Linked DNA regions of Homo sapiens: region 1 is linked to region 2. Evidence: read pairs that join two places in POLR2A ChIA-PET (ENCODE). Cell type or tissue: A673. All regions are shown on one strand. Each heading gives the region's core, and the rest is flanking DNA. Links, peaks and the distances in the headings are about the cores only.

Region 1 (8,000 bases), core at 1-8,000, 98 kb before region 2:
GAAAATGACACAAAAACCTGTTACGCAAATATAACAGTATTATTTTGTAATAGCCAGAAGGTGCAAACAACCTAAATGTTCACTAACTGATGAATGGATAAATAATATTCATATGATGGAATATCATTCGGCAATAAACAGGAATAAAGTACTGATACATGTCACAACTATGTTCATTTATGATGAACCTTGAAAACAGTATGCTGAAAATCCCTGTTCCACCCTTCCCTCCCTGGAAAAAAAAAAAGGAAATAGTATGCTAAGTAAAAGAAGCCAATCACAAAAGACCATGTATTGTAGGATTCCATTTAACTAAAATGTCCAGAATAAGCAAATCCATAGAGACAAAAAGCAGAGTAGTGGTTGCCTAGGAGCGAGGTAAGTAGGAATGGAGAGTGACTGCTAATGGGCATGGGGTTCATTTTAGGGTGTTAAAAATGTTCTAAAATTAGATTGTAATGATGATTATACAACTCTAAGAGTGGTTTTTTTTTAATGTGGTTTTTAAAAAGTAAAGAAAGGGAAAAGATGTATCATGCAAACAAAAAGGAAGCTGGAATAGCTGTACTAATATCAGACCAGGTAGACTTCTGAATAAGGAGTATTATCAGGGATAAAGGGAGACATTATATAATGATACAGGGGTCAATTCTAAATGTTTATGCATCTAAAAGAACTTCAAAATATATTAGGCAAAACTGATGGGACTAAAAGAAATAGACAAAATCACAAAGAGGCTTCAAAACCCTTCTTAGTAATTGATATAACAAGTAGACAGAAAGTCATCAATGATACAGAAGACCAGAACAGACTACCAGTCAACTTGCCCTAAATTATATTTACAGAATATTACACTCTAAAAAACAGAATACACATATTTTTCAAGTGTACATGAAGCATTCACCAAGATAAACCATAATCTGGGTGATAAAACAAACCTTAACAAATTTAAGACTTGAAACCATATACCTTATGTTCTCTGACCACTATGGAATTAAACTAGATATCAATAACAGAGATATCTGAAAAATCCAAAAACACTTCCTAACTGAAGTAATACACTTCTAAGTAACTCATGGGTCAAAAGGAAGACACGGGGTAAGCTAGAAAATATTTTGAACTAAATTAAAATGAAAATACAGTATATCACAACTTGTGGGATACAACTAAAGCAGTGCTTAGAAGGGAATTTAGAGCATTAAATGCTTATATTAGAAAAAGAGAAAGGTCTAGAATCAGTGATCTAGGCTTTCACCTTAAACTACAAAAAGAAGAGCAAGTTATATCCAAAGCAAGCGGGAAGAAATAAAGTGCAGAAATAAAATTAAGAACAGAAAATCATTAAGAGAAAAAAAAAAAAAATCAATGAAATGAACCCAAAAGCTGGTTTTCTAAAACAATCAGTAAAATTGATATCCAAGCCAGACTGAGAAGACATAAATTACCAGTATCAGGAGAAAGGGAGAATCACTATATAACCTACAGACATTAAAAGCATAATAAGGGAATATTATGAACAACTCTATGCCCACAAACTCATTAACTTGGATGAATGGATCAATTCCTTGAAAGACAAAAATCTACCAAAGTTTACTTAAAAAAAAAAAAGCCTAAATAAATGGAGAATTATACCATATTCCTGTATAATCCTAATCAAAATCCCAGAAAGCTGATTCTAAAACTTATATAGAAAGTCAAATGAACTACCAGAGTTAAATATAAGAATAAAGTTAGAGGACTCATTTTATCTGATTTCTAGACTTACTATAAAAGGTATAGTAATCTAGATAGCATGGTAAACACTAATGGATAGACACGTACATCGGTAGAAAAAATAGAATAATAGAAATAAACCTACATGAATATGATCAACTGATTTTTTAAAAATCAAGGTATAAAGGCAATTCAATGGAGAAAGGTTAGTCTTTTCAACAATTGGCATTGGAACAAATGAACATTAATATGCTAAAAAAGAACCTTAACCTCTATCCTCTACAAAAATTAACTCAAAATGGATCAGGGATCTAAATGTAAAAAGTGAAATTATAAAACTTGAAGATGAAAACTTGAAGATGAAAATCTCTGTAACAATCTTTGGCTAGACAAAAAATTCTCAGACACAACATCAAAAGCACGATCCATACAAGAAAAACTTGTAAATTAGACTTCTTTAAAATTAAAAACTTCTGTTCTAAAAAAGACAGTTAAGAAAATGAACAGACCAGGCTTAAGCTGAGAGAAAATATTTTCAAATCACATATCTGACAAAGGCTTATACTTACAATCTATAAAGAACTTTTACAACTCAAATGCATTATGCTAAATCAAACAGGCCAAACTCAAAAGGCTATATATTATACGATTCCATTTATATGGCAGTCTGGAAAAGGCAAAACCACAGGCTGGAGAATAAATCAGTGTTTGCCAGGGGTTTGGGTTCAGCATAGGTACTAATTACAAAGGGAATTCTTTTGGGGGGTGTGAAATTATTCTGTATCTTGTTAATGATGATGATCACAAGTCTTTTTACTCCTAGTACCATATACCAAAGAGTGGATTTTACTCTATGATAAATAAAATTTTTAAAATATATCTTTAAAAAAATTGAATAGTAACTAAGTAAACTTAACATGCCAATCCACCAGAAAGCACTTTATTCAGATGCAAAAAAGAGATAATTTATTTCTATTATTTTTAGAGTTAAGACAAGCTCCAAAGAAAGTTTACCGGTGCTGGGACTGTAGTCTTTCTAGTGGTTCAGCCTTCTGTTGAATCCCTTCCTGAAATATCGCATCTGCTTTCCTAAAGTTTTCTCTAGCTTCATATTCTTCTGCCCATGAGATATAGAACTGAGCAAGTGAAACACCAATCCCTTGGTTGTGCAAGTAACTGTACATATCCAAAGGCTCATTGCATAAACGCCCCTGTAACAGAAGTGTTAACAGTTAACCAATTTCTACTCACGTATTGAATGCCTATTAGTTGCCAAACAATCACTGGAGATACTACATGCAATTCCTGTATTGAAAAAAAAATCTATTATTACAATGTGATAAGGACCATACTGGGAGGACCTAAAAAAGAGGCAAAACTGAGCGATTTGTAAGAAGAGTTGGAGAGTAAAGGCTTCAAGAAGGAGTAATAAGCCAGGTGCAGTCGCTTCTGCCTGTAATTACAGCACTTTGTGAGGCCGAGGTAGGAGTAGGAGGATCGCTTGAGGTTAGGAGTTTGAGACAAGCCTGGGCAACATAACAAGACCCTGTCTCTACAACAAAATTTAAAACTTTAGCTGGGCATGGTGGAAGGCGCCTGTAGTCCTAGCTACCCAGGAGGCTGGGGCAGGAGAATCACTTGAGCCCAAGAGTTTGAGGCTGCAGTGAACTATGATGGTGCCACTGCATTCTAGCCTGGGTGACAGAGTGAGACCCTGTCTCTAAAGAAAATTAAAAAAAGGGGGGAGGAAGGGGTTAACATTTGAGCTTAGCCCTGAAGGAGAAATGGACTTTTATCAGGTGGAAAATGGGAAGGGAAGGGTATTTCAGCCAGAGAAAATAGCATAAGCAAAGATACAGAAAATTAAAAGTTATGTAGGGGTCCAGGCTAGATAGTTGTCTGGAGAAAAAGGCTGTGATAGGTCTTGAATATCAAGCTAATCAATTTTGAATCTGCCTAATAGTAATTGTTGTATGTGTTAGGGTGGGTGAGCGATAAGCAAAGGAATGACATAGTCAAATCTGTGTTTTAGAAGGGACATTATGAGACCATATACAATGTAGATAATTCTATTAGCAAGAGGGAGGAAAATATCACTAAAAACCTCACATCACAAACATTTTGATAAATTTTTTCAGTCTTTTTTCCCTTAAGGATGAAAGGATATGTATTATCTTATAAAGTTTTGATCATAATAAAATTTGCTTTTATTCCACTATAATACTGCATCATTCACTTTTCCACGCTGCTGCTTACACTTAACCATTATTTTTAATTTTTTTTTATTTCTACAGACAAGGTCTTGCTCTGTTGCCCAGGCTGGACTGCAGTGACGCAATCATAGCTCACTGCAACCTCGAATTCTTTTCACTATTATTTTTAAATGAATGCATCATGTTTCATCTAATAGAGCTTCCATAATTTAATTGTTCATCTACTTCTGGATATTTAAACAACTTCTAATTTTGCCCAATTATAAATAATTCTATAAAAAATAACTTCATGCATACAACCTTTCACATTTTACATTATTCCCTTAAGAGAAATTCCTAGAACTATGTTAAAAGGTAACAAATTGCTTTCTGAGAAGGTTGTAAAAATTGTTAATGCTAAAATTTAATAATTCGCAAAAATACTCATTCCACCAGACTCTAATCAGCATTAGAAGCTATTAAAAACAATCCCTAAATTCACATAAAAATAGCATTTTTTTTCCTTTTTTTTGAGACAGAGTCTCACTCTGTCGCCCAGGCTGGAGTGCAGCGGCGCGATCTCGCCTCACTGCAACTTCCGCCTCCCAGGTTCAAGTGATCCTCCTGCCTCAGCCTCCCGAGTAGCTGGGACTATAGGCGCCCGCCACCACGGCTGGCTAATTTTTGTATTTTTAGTAGAGATGGGGTTTCACCATATTGGCCAGGATGGTCTCCATCTCTTGACCTGGTGATCCACCCACCTCGGCCTCCCAAAGTGCTGGGATTACAGGTGTGAGCCACCATGCCTGGTCAAAAATAGCATTTCAATGTTCTAGTTAGGAGTTCTGTTACTACTAGAGAAGCTACCATTTGTTACTTTACCAAATATCTCCTATTTATCTGTTCCTAATTGTCTAGCCCAGGTTAAGTCCGTCTTGTATTTGTTCCTATAGAACTCGTAATTTTCTCTCTGTTACAGTTACAATTAATGGCTTCATATTTGTCTTTCAGATAAACTAAGCTCTACAAACTCAGAAGACATTGCTATGATATGCCAGCCCTTAATCATGGTCTAGTACAACAAATGCTAAATAAATGGAATGTTTTATTTATATCTTTAACAAAAATAATTAGTATTTTATAGTTTAATTTTGCAGTAATTCAGTAAATGGATTTTTCTTGCTTATTTAAATTAGTGATGTTTTCTCATATGTGGTGGTGTTTCAAGAAAAGTTATAACTCTGAATGTGCTACCAGCATAAGATCCAGTCTTTGATATCTGTCACTACATAAATATAGCTTAACATTGATTTCACTATTTTGAGAGCTTTCTGAATGGTTCTGGTGTTCTTGTGCGTGGGACAGCCAGTAAAGATCAGGTTATTCAGAGTGCTGAATAAGATCACTTAAGAAATAACATAAATAAAAGGACTATATGGTTAGATTAATAGATCTAAAAGTTAAATAAACCTTTTTTTTGGTAACCCTTAAATTGCCAAACTAAAATAATTTTATACCTTTAAATAAAAATACCAGAAGTTTTCCAGAAACAATTTTTTCCTTAGCTAGACTGTAGGAGTCACATAAAATAACTGACTGGAGAAATCCTTCTGCAAAGCGAAAGAAAGTAGTGTGAAGAATTCATCTGTTACTCCTCTTGACCAGACCCACAAAGAAAAAGCAATAGTTTAATATGTACCTCGTTAGCCACATACAAAGTTCAGATTATTGCTGATCATTCTAGTGCTGATCATTTGAATTTGATGGTTGTCTATACCCGTGCTTCTCAAAAAATCTGTGGCGAAGGGGCCAGTTTTATTGTGTGTATGTGTGTGTTCCATTATGGACTGATATAAAGTACAATAAAAACAGAAGTTACTCAAAGAATGATGATGTGCTTGGATGTCCCGGCAATATCAAATTGTTACCAAAGTTTCCAAAAGCTCACTTTCAATTTTTGAACTTATCTCAAACAGTATGCAAACCCTTCTTTCAGTAGCACTGATCTAGATTATGCTTTTTACTTCATGATATTATTCTTCTTCAGTACAAGCACCAGGTTATCAAAAATAAACAGATAAATTATTCTAATTAATTGTTACTTTTAACAACTCCAATTAAATATAATCATAGAATCCTGGGATTAAAAGTCACTTTAGAGGTGCAGCTAGTCCAATCTTTTTTTTTTTTTTTTTTTTTTATCTTTTTTTCTGAGACTGAGTCTCGCTCTGTCGCCCAGGCTGGAGTACAGTGGCATGATCTCAGTTCATGCAACCTCTGTCTCCTGGGTTCAAGCGATTCTCCTGCCTCAGCCTCCCGAGTAACTGGGATTACATGTGCGCACCACCACGTGCGGCTAATTTTTGCATTTTTTGTATTTTTAGTAGAGATGAGGTTTCACCATGTTGGCCAGGTTGGTCTCGAACTCCTAACCTCAGATGATACACTTACCTTGGCCTCCCAAAGTGCTGGGATTACAGGTGGGAGCCACCACACCCAGTCTCCAATCTTATAATAAATTACATGTAAAGATATTATTTAGGCTAGTGACAAATGAAGGACAAAATCCATTGTTACACCACCAGGGTCCACAGACTCCAGGCTAACAAATCTGTTTAGCATTCTTTGGGTGCCATTCTTCATTATAAGTTTCTGTAACTAATATCCATAGGGTAATTTCTCCAACCTTTCACTAAGGATGTAAAAATATTTGTCGAATGTCCTGAGGAAATCAAGATACCTCATGGCTTCAGGATTTACCTAATTTTCTATACTTGTAACTACAGTTGACCCTTGAACAACACAGGTCTGAACTGCATAGGTTCACATATACAGATTTTCTTCCATCTCTGCCACCCGTGAGACAGCAAGACGAACCCGTTTTCTTCCTCCGCAGCCTACTCAATGTGAAGACGAGGATGAAGATCTTTACAATCATCCACTTAATGACTATTAAATATACATTCTCTTCCTTATAATTTTCTTAATAACATTTTCTTTTCTCTAGCTAAGATTGTTGTAAAAAAAAAGATATAATACATATGGCATACAAACTATGTGTTCATCAACTTTATGTTATTGGTAAGGCGTCTGGTCAACAGTAGGCTATTAATAATTTTGGGGGCCAAAAGTTATATGCAGACTTTCAACTGGGTGAGGGGTGGGCACACCTAAGCCCTGTGTTGTTCAAGGGTCAACTGTATTGGAAGTTTAAAATCAGTCCTCCTTAAGACTTTAGTAAGAAATTTATTTCTTACTTTATTACTTTATTTTAGTAAGAAATTTATTTCTTACTTTATTACTTTATTTTAGTAAGAAATTTATTTCTTACTTTATTACTTTTAGTAAGAAATTTATTTCTTACTTTATTACTTTATTTTAGTAAGAAATTTATTTCTTTATTTTAGTAAGAAATTTATTTCTTACTTTATTTTATTAAGAAATCTTATCAGTTTTAATGCCAAGAGATTTATTTTAGTAAGAAATCTTATCAGTTTTAATGTCAATATTTCATCATATTGTGGTGGTTGTAAATAATTCCAAATATTTATTGTTTATTTTTTTAAATTTATTTTAGAATAAAAGCAGTAATATTAATGTCTAACAAACGGTGGTCATTTTTTTAATAAAAAATATGTTTTTCCTACATGTCAAGTAAGACAGTACAAAGTAGTGCTGGGATTACAGGCATGAGCCACCATGCCCAGCTGAGGCAGACATTTTTGGCTGTAGCAATATACTAGGTGAAAAAAGTCCAAAGACCAATAAAAAACTAAAATATCACTTCTTTGTGTTGATGACTTTCATAAAGGAGTGAAAGGGATACCAGAATCACAGAGGGAAGTTTTTCCCCAAACAACCACACTGCTGCCAAATGTTAGCTCCTGCACCTCCTCCTCCAGTACAGTTGAATGGCCCAATTATGTTTTTCTGTTTTGGTTGTTTTTTTGAGACAGGATCTTGCTCTGTCACTTGGGCTGGCGGACAGTGGTGCAATCTCAGCTCACTGTAGTCTGGACGTCCCGGGCTCAAGCGACCCTCCCACCTCAGCCTCCTGAGTAGCTGGGACTACAGGTGCTGTGCCACCACACCTGG
Region 2 (8,684 bases), core at 359-8,358:
CTTTAAGAAGTTTTGGGAAATGGCTGAGAGGAAAAAAACACAAGGAAGCCAGCAGCCTGCCCCAACTTCTCTATTTTCTAAAGTATCTCTTACCAGAGACCCCCGGTGGGGCTCGGGATAAAGCTTGCAAGAAACAGAAAATGGTGAGCAGTTTTCATGGCTGAGGGGAAGAACATTCTAGATTTTCCTGATAGCCTACTTTGTTTAACCCTTAAGGAAAGTGACATTTTCTTTTTTAAGTTTAAAAAAAAATTATTTTTCAAAGGGCTATTCTCTTTGCTTCATGTCACTGAGGATGGGAAAGAAATATTCCCTTTCCTGGGTTTGGGGAATGACCTGTGAAACTGTGGAGGCTTCTGGAGAGGAGGGCTGGGCCAATCCATTTCAAAGTTCTGGTTGGGGAAGACTTGTGTTTTTGTTTTTACCCTAAAGTTTCCTTTTTCTTTTCTTCTTCTTCTTCTTCTTCTTTTTTTTTTTTCTCTCTCCCAGTTTATGGGTAGTAGCCCATGTTAGCCGTAAAGGAAGTCAAGTTTCCTTTGATTGTTCTTGCCCTGATCAAAGTGGCAGACAGTGGAAGGGAAAATACCAGAGCCCCAAAATGATGGTAACTCTGGAGTCCCGAGATTAGGTATTTGTGAACAGTACAGATAACAGAATTGGTCAGGTGCCTGCTAGTCTCATGTCCATCCCTGAAGAAAGTAATGGAGTAGTGTAGATTAGAATCAAGCAAGTCAGTTCCACGTCCTCGGGGCTAGTGGAATTCCTTAGGCAGGGGATGACAAATAAGTTTCATCTCTAGCGATAATGAGAAACTGGCAGCCAGCTGTATTGGGAAGGTTTCTGATGCTACATCCAGGCTTAGCCCAAAAGAGTACCATGACCAAAGAGCAATGTCTACTGGGCATGGGAGGAGGAAACAACCTCACATATTTGATGTCCCTTATCTAGCACAATTTCAGAAAGTTAGACTGTCATATATGTGCAAAGATAAGTAGAAAACAGTCAGCCCCAGAAAAGAAATGGTAGACAGAATGAGAGAAGTAACTAGAGACAGTGATGCTTGCTAAACATTGTATTTAGTCCTGTATATTAGGTGAACCATTTGACAAGTTCCAGACAATGAAATATAAGCAGAAATGATGCAGATCACCTCTGGGCTAAGACAGAAAATACCCACGTGCCCTTCTTTACTTTCCTCTTTCCTTGTTCCAGTGATTGAAGAGGCCCCTTGTTCCAATAGCACAACTACAAAATGAAATAGCCTTTTTCATCCTGTGTCCTTAAGTGACTATGTGGAACCATGTCCCTGCCAACCTGGAATGAACATGCAGCAGAGAGAGAAGTCAATGTTTTTTTGTGTCCACTGAAATTTGGGGGTTGCTTTATTACTGCAGCATACCCTGGCCTATCCTGAATAATATAGTAGTCAAAGAGGAACAATTTTTTTTCTCTTTACATTTTGTGTCCATATTAGAGATTACTATTTCAAAAACTGAAAGATAAAACCTTGAAAATCAACTGTGGTATATATATGACTCACCAGTCTGAAAGATGCTATTTGACATAGAGATTACAATTATCCAAAATAGTGGCAATATATGTGAAAGTAATTTGAAAGTATAAACATATTTAAAAATATATATATATATATACATACACATATACATACACACATATGTATATTTTTTTGAGATGGGGTCTTGCTCTGTCACCCAGGCTGGAGTGCAGTGGCGCATTCTTGGCTCACTGCAACTTCTGCTTCCTGGGTTCAAGTGATTCTCCTGCCTCAGCCCCCCAAGTAGCTGGGATTACAGGCGCCTGCTATCATGCCCGGCTAATTTCTGTATTTTTAGAAGATACGGGGTTTTACCATGTTGGCCATGCTGGTCTCGAACTCCTGACCTCAAGTGATCTGCCCGCCTCGGCCTCCCAAAGTGCTGGAATTACAGGTGTGAGCCACCATGTCCAGCCCATAATACATTTTTAACATAATTTCTGGTAGTAGCACTTACGTTACCCATATTACCATCACTGCCTGAGGCCAGGGAGAATGGTGAGAAGGATCAGCTATGAAGAGGAGAAGAAAAGCCTTCAGAGTTATGAAAACAATAATGTTAGGGGACTTGGGCTGGAAAAATCTATATATAAAAGGTAGAAGAGACCTTGGCAATTTAATCATATGTCAAATAATTTCTTAGAGAAAAAGAGCTGATAACCCTCTGATCACAATTAACAAAGTATTTCCATGCCAGGATCCATTCACCAATCTATTCCAAAATGTTTGTGCAAATGGGTCAGTGTATACACTTATTAAACACCAGGCTTGCTGATCAGGTTTTTATTTTCTTTTCAACTATTGTTCTTAATTCCCATCACAAATACTGTATTTGTACTACTGAGCAATTTTGTAATTTATTTTCTGTCCTCTGCTGTTCAGTTTCCATTCCCATGTTTCAGAGCCCTTTGCAGCATTCATTGTGATTATAGCCATTTCGGGTTTTGTCCATTGTTCTCAGATTCTATCAGTCTTTGAATCTTGGATTATTTCTTTAGGAAACATTCCTAGAAGTGCAATTTCTGGGTCACAGTAAGCAACACAAATTGCTATAATACATAAGGCCCCAAACCTCAAAGACTTCACACAATAAAAGTTTATTTCTCACTCACAGAGCTGTTCAATGTTGAGTATTTGGTGGGTGGCCTTTAACATGGTGATTTAGGATCCAGGTTCCATCTAGCTTGTCACTCTGCTGTCTTCAGCGTGTACCTTGAAAAGCCACTATACACAGAGAAAGAGAGGGTGGAGGAGGCACATCTTTACCGTGTCAGCTTGGAAGCAACACACACTGCCTCCATTCATTTTTCATTAGCAAGGGCTGGTGGCATGGTGCCACACCTACGGCAAGGAGAACTGAGGAATATGGTCCCTGTCTGGGCAGCCACTTCCCTGCATCACCTGCACACTATGGAAGGAAGCATGATAAGTGGACTGCTAACCATCTCTGGATACAAGGGTATGAATTTCTCAAAAGCCTTTGATACCTGTCCCTAAATTGTCTTCCAGAAAGTTTTTATCATTTTACACTTTTGTTTACAGTATATGAGAGTCCCACCTAACACAAGGTCACCAAAATTGAATACAGTACAGTCGACCCTTGAACAATGTTGGGATTAGGGGCACTGACCACCCCCACCCCCATTAGTTGAAAATTCATATATATAACTTTTGACTCCTCCAAAACTTAACTACTAATAGCTTACTGTTGACAAAAGCCGTAGTGATAACATAGTCGATTCACACATATTGTGTGTGTTATATGTATTATATTCTGTGTTCTTACAATAAACTAGAGCAAAGAAGATGTTATTAAGAAAATCATAAGGAAGAAAACATATATTTAGTATTCATTATGTGGAAGTGGATCGTCATCAAAATCTTCATTCTCATCATCTTCACATTGAATAGGCTGAGGAGGAGGAAGAGAGGGGTAGGTCTTGCTGTCTTAGGAGTGGCAGAGGCAGTAGAGATGAAGGAGTTCGTAGAAGGGGAGGCACGGGAGGCAGGAGAGGCAGGCACACCTGGTGTAACTTTTATTGAAAAAAATCTGGGCTGAGCACCATGGCTCATGACTGTAATCCCAGCATTTTGGGAGGCCAAGGCAGGAGGATTCCTCGAGCCCAGGAGTTTGAGACTAGCCTGGGCAACATGGTGAAACCTTGTGTCTACAAAAAATATATAAAAATTAGCTGGGCATGGTGGCACGTGCCTGTAGTCCCAGCTACTCGGGAGGCTGAGGTGGGAAATCACCTGAGCCCAGGGAGGTTGAGGCTGCAGTGAGCCATGATCGTGCCACTGAATTCCAGCCTGGGTGACAGAGTGAGACCCTGTCTCAAAAAACAAAAAAACCAAAAAAAAAAAAAAAAAAAAAAAAACAACAAAAAAAAGCATGCACATAAGTGGACTCACGCAGTTCAAACCCTTGTTCAAGGGTCAACTGTATTATCATTTGAAACTTTTTTTGTTTTTTTTTTGAGACAGGTCTCACTCTGTTGCCCAGGCTGCAATGGCACAATCATAGCTCACGGCAGCTTCGACCTCTTGGGTTCAAGCCGTCTTCCCTCCTCAGGGGAGGACGTCTAGCTTATTGAGCTAAACAGAACCTGGATCCTAAATCACCACGTTTCCATCTAGTGCTGGGAATACAGCTGTGAGCCAACATGGCCAGCCTGAAACATTTTTATTTTGCTAATTTTACGAGTGAAAAGGGACTTTCTTTTTCCTTCTTTCTCCTTCCTTCCTTCTTTCCTTCCTTCCTTCCTTCCTTCCTTCCTTCCTTCCTTCCTTCCTTCCCTCCATCCCTCCCTCCCTCCCTCCCTCCCTCTTTCTCTTTCTTTTTTTTTGACACAAGGTATCACTCTGTCGCCCAGGCTGGAGCATAGTGGCACGATCATGGCTCACTGCAGCCTTGACCTCCTGAGCTCCTGGGCTCAAACAGCCCGCCCCCTTCCGCCACCCCTCCACCGCCAAGTATCTGGGACTACAGGCGTGCACCAACACGCTTGCTAATTTTATTTTATTTTTTTTTTGAGATGGAGTCTTGCTCTTTCTCCCAGGCTGGAGTGCAGCGGCGCGATCTCGGCTCACTGCAAGCTCCGCCTCCCGGGTTCACGCCATTCTCCTGCCTCAGCCTCCCGAGCACAGTAGCTGGGACTACAGGCGCCAGCCACTATGTCTGGCTAATTTTTTTTTTTTTTTTTTTTTTTTTTGTATTTTTAGTAGAGACGGGCTTTCACCGTGTGTTAGCCAGGATGGTCTCTATCTCCTGACCTCGTGATCCGCTCGCCTCGGCCTCCCAAAGTGCTGGGATTACAGGCGTGAGCCACTGTGCCCTGCGCTAATTTTTTATTTTTTATTTTTTATTTTGTAGAGACCAGCTATGTTGCTCAAACTGGTCTAGAACTCCTGGGCTCAAGCGATCCTCCCACCTCTACCTCCCCATTCGCTGGGATTACAGCCATGAGCTACAATGTCCACCCAGAATGAGACATTTCATTGTTTAACTTTCACTTTCTTATTTTCTAAATTAGTAAGAAATATTTAAATACTTAATTGCCATTGTTTCTTCTGCGAGTTGTCTCTTCCTTAGTATTTGGCTGTTTTTAACTTTTGGAATTAGTATTTTATTGTCTACGAGAATTCTTTATAAACTGCTATTTGTCTTACAATTTCACTTCGAGTCACAAATTTTTTTCAATGCAGCCAAATCAAGCCTTCCTTTGTGACTTCTGTTGCATTTATGCTTATATAACTTTTCATATAAAAATGTTCAAGAAGGCTGGACGCAGTGGAATGCACTTGTGGTCCCAGCTACTTGAGAAGCTTAGTCAGGAGGATCACCTGAGCCCAGGAGTTTAAGGCTGTAGCACACCATGATCATGCCTGTGAATAGCCACTGCACTCTGGTCTGGGCAGCATGGCAAGACCCTGTCTTGACTATATATATATATATATATTTTTTTTTTCAAGTCTTTACCTATACATTCTTCTCGTTTCTTTCTTTTTAAATTGCTTCCTTTCAAAAATAATAATTATTTAGCCTAACTAGCACGTGTGAGGTAAGGAGCTACCTTAAGTTCTTCTTCCCCAACAGGTAGCCGGCTCCACGCACTGACCGCAGCTCTGAGGCTGACACTTCCCTGAAGACCCAGAGTGTGGATCGTCAGTCAGGACTTCCATCTTGCTCCCGCAGCCCTTCTGCATGAGTGAAGTCAAGTGAGCGTGAGGCCGTTCACCACTCTCCTGGTCTTTTCCATTTCTCACTTGGTGCTCCCCTCAGTAGCAGCACATGCCTCTAAGCCCCTGTGTATTCATTCTGCCAAGAAAGTCCCAGTGCTGTAGTGCCACGCGATTGGCCGAGATGGCTAAGATACCCCAACTCACTCAATTCCCTCCTTCTCCTATCACTAGACTGCAGGGGAACCATTTTCATTCCAATGGTGTTATTTTCCTGCCCCGTGTACCTCTTTCCCTTTCAGCTTTTACCCAGGATCTTGCCAGTCTTTCTTACTGGAAATTCCCGTCCTCAACCCCCTCCCCTTTGGGAGGTAGGAAGTCATTTTTGCTGACTCATTTGTCCTCTGCCCTTCTGCTGCCCCACGTTGCTTCCCCCTTTCTCCAGAGCCACTGGAGTCTTCTCCACAAGGTTTACTTTGCGGCCTTTATGGAAACCAGCCCCTCTACTCTTTTGGGATTTGGAGTTTCAGAGCGAGTTCCTGTTGGCTCCGGGCCCACTGTTCACCTGGGCTTCTGGCTTGCTTACGGTCCTACCTATTTATCAGAGGTGACAGCCTGCTGGCAGTCCTCAGAGCCCTCGCTTGCTCTCGGCACCTCCCCTGCCTGGGCTCCCACTTTGGTGGCATTTGAGGAGCCCTTCAGCCCCCACTGCACTGTGGGAGCCCCTTTCTGGGCTGGCCAAGGCCGGAGCCCACTCCCTCAGCTTGCAGGGAGGTGTGGAGGGAGAGGCACGAGTGGGAACCGGGGCTGCGTGCGGCCTTGTGGGCCAGCTGGAGTTCCAGGTGGGCGTGGGCTTGGTGGGCCCCGCACTCGGAGCAGCCAGCCAGCCCTGCTGGCCCCGGGCAATGGGGGACTTAGCACCCAGGCCAGCGGCTGCGGAGGGTGTACTCGGTCCCCCAGCAGTGCCGGCCCACCGGTGCTGTGCTCGATTTCTCGCTGGGCCTTAGCTGCCTTCCCGCGGGGCAGGGCTCGGGACCTGCAGCCCGCCATGCCTGAGCCTCCCACCCCCTCCGTAGGCTCCTGTGCGGCCCGAGCCTCCCCGACGAATGCCGCCCCCTTCTCCACGGCGCCCAGTCCCATCGACCACCCAAGGGCTGAGGAATGCGAGCGCACGGCGCAGGACTGGTAGGCAGCTCCACCTGCAGCCCCATTGCGGGATCCACTAGGTGAAACCAGCTGGGCTCCTGAGTCTGGTGGGGACGTGGAGAGTCTTTATATCTAGCTCAGGGATTGTAAACACACCAATCAGCACCCTGTGTTTAGCTCAAGGTTTGTGAGTGCACCAATCGACACTCTGTATCTAGCTGCTCTGGTGGGGCCTTGGAGAACCTGTGTGTGGAAACTCTGTACCTAACTAATCTAATGGGGACGTGGAGAACCTTTGTATCTAGCTCAGGGATTGTAAACGCACCAATCAGCGCCCTGACGAAACAGGCCACTCGGCTCTACCAATCAGCAGGATGTGGGTGGGGCCAGATAAGAGAATAAAAGCAGGCTGCCCAAGCCAGCATTGGCAACCCGCTCGGGTCCCCTTCCAGGCTGATAGAAGCTGTGTTCTTTCGGTCTTTGCAATAAATCTTGCTATTGCTCACTCTTTGGGTCCACGCTGCGTCTATGAGCTATAAGCTATAACACTCACCGCGAAGATCTGCAGCTTCACTCCTGAGACCACGAGCCCACCGGGAGGAACAAACAACTCCAGACGCGCTGCCTTAAGAGGTATAACACTCACCGCGAAGGTCTGCAGCTTCACTCCTAAGCCAGCGAGACCACAAACCCACCAGAAGGAAAAAACTCGGAACACGTGTGAACATCAGAAGGGACAGACTTCAGACGCGCTACCTTAAGAGCTGTAACACTCACCGCGAGGGTCCGCGGCTTCATTCTTGAAGTCAGTGAAACTAAGAACCCACCAATTCCGGACACATTTAGACTTGTTTCTCAGGTCGGGGGTGGCGCACGGTTGATTTCTGGCTGCCTTTAGTGCTGATTGCGAAAGCGAAGGCTTGAGACCAGGCGTGGTGGCTCACACCTGTAATCCCAAAACACTGAGAGGCCAAGGTGGGAGGATTGCTTGAATCCAGGAGCTGGAGCCCAGCCTAGGCAACATCATGAGGCCCCGTTGCTGGAAAAAAAAAAAAAAAAAAAAAAAAGGGAAGAGTTGGAGCCCTGGGCTTGTCCCTGGGCCTGGTGGGCTCTCTAGTGGGTGGAAACAGCAGGCAAGTCTTCTTTATTCTCAAGTCCTGCGGATCTTTTTTTTTTTTTTTGAGACGGAGTCTCGCTCTGTCCCCCAGGTTGGAGTGCAGTGGCGCCATCTTGGCTCACTGGAAGCTCCGCCTCCCAGGTTCACGCTATTCTCCTGCCTCAGCCTCCCGTGTAGCTGGGATTACAGGCACCCGCCACCACGCCCGGCTAATTTTTTGTATTTTTAGTAGAGACGGGGTTTCACCGTGTTAGCCAAGATGGTCTCGATCTCCTGACAGTGATCTGCCCGCCTCGGCCTCCCAAAGTGCTGGGATTACAGGCGTGGGCCACCGCGCCCAGCCTATCACTTTTAATAGAGAAGGAAAGAGGGGCGGAGGAGCGGATGGAGGAGTGATGTTAATGGGACATGCGCACTTCCCTAGCACTGCACTAGGGTGTCAGGGTACAGTTGATGCCTTGGGAGAACTGGAAACTCCTGATTTGGGAGAGTGATGGTATTGGCTGGGAGTGATTGTCATACATTCTGAACTCTGATGCCCGTTCTGAGACCCCTGGGATGCCAGGCTCTTCCCAGGGAATAGCGTTGACAGCTAAGCTGCTTCAACAGAAAGGCCACAGAGGCGACACATTCCCGTTTGTCCCCGGCCACTAGAAAGTGTTTCCAGGAGAAGCGGGTTATGAACAA

Evidence for each region. ChIA-PET counts read pairs that join two places held together with the same protein. Peaks named below come from ENCODE experiments on the same cell type or tissue, not always from the same donor. Only the 100,000 strongest peaks of a DNase experiment are listed, where the experiment ranks them.
Region 1: POLR2A ChIA-PET joins it to region 2 with 15 read pairs; 7 of 35 experiments call an interaction of 5 or more read pairs at or near these places.

The regions. Positions count from the first base shown.
Region 1 is chr15:40,171,401-40,179,400 of GRCh38, reverse strand. It overlaps BUB1B (BUB1 mitotic checkpoint serine/threonine kinase B), which reads right to left. Exons shown (of 23, transcript NM_001211.6): 5 at 2,728-2,924. It overlaps LOC107984763 (a long non-coding RNA gene), which reads left to right. Exons shown (of 3, transcript XR_001751506.2): 3 at 4,917-7,509. Among named protein-coding and RNA genes, the nearest start is that of BUB1B, 14 kb to the right of the region's middle. In A673, for the core only: no CTCF peak of the experiment used is centred there; no DNase peak of the experiment used is centred there; H3K27ac peaks cover 996 bases.
Region 2 is chr15:40,072,988-40,081,671 of GRCh38, reverse strand. LOC105370787 (a long non-coding RNA gene) reads left to right here. Exons shown (of 3, transcript NR_188231.1): 1 at 1-143; 2 at 2,871-3,014; 3 at 5,652-7,385. Among named protein-coding and RNA genes, the nearest start is that of BMF, 32 kb to the left of the region's middle. RefSeq lists an enhancer at 4,110-4,610. In A673, for the core only: no CTCF peak of the experiment used is centred there; DNase peaks (open chromatin) are centred at 4,191 and 4,471; H3K4me3 peaks cover 426 bases; H3K27ac peaks cover 5,606 bases.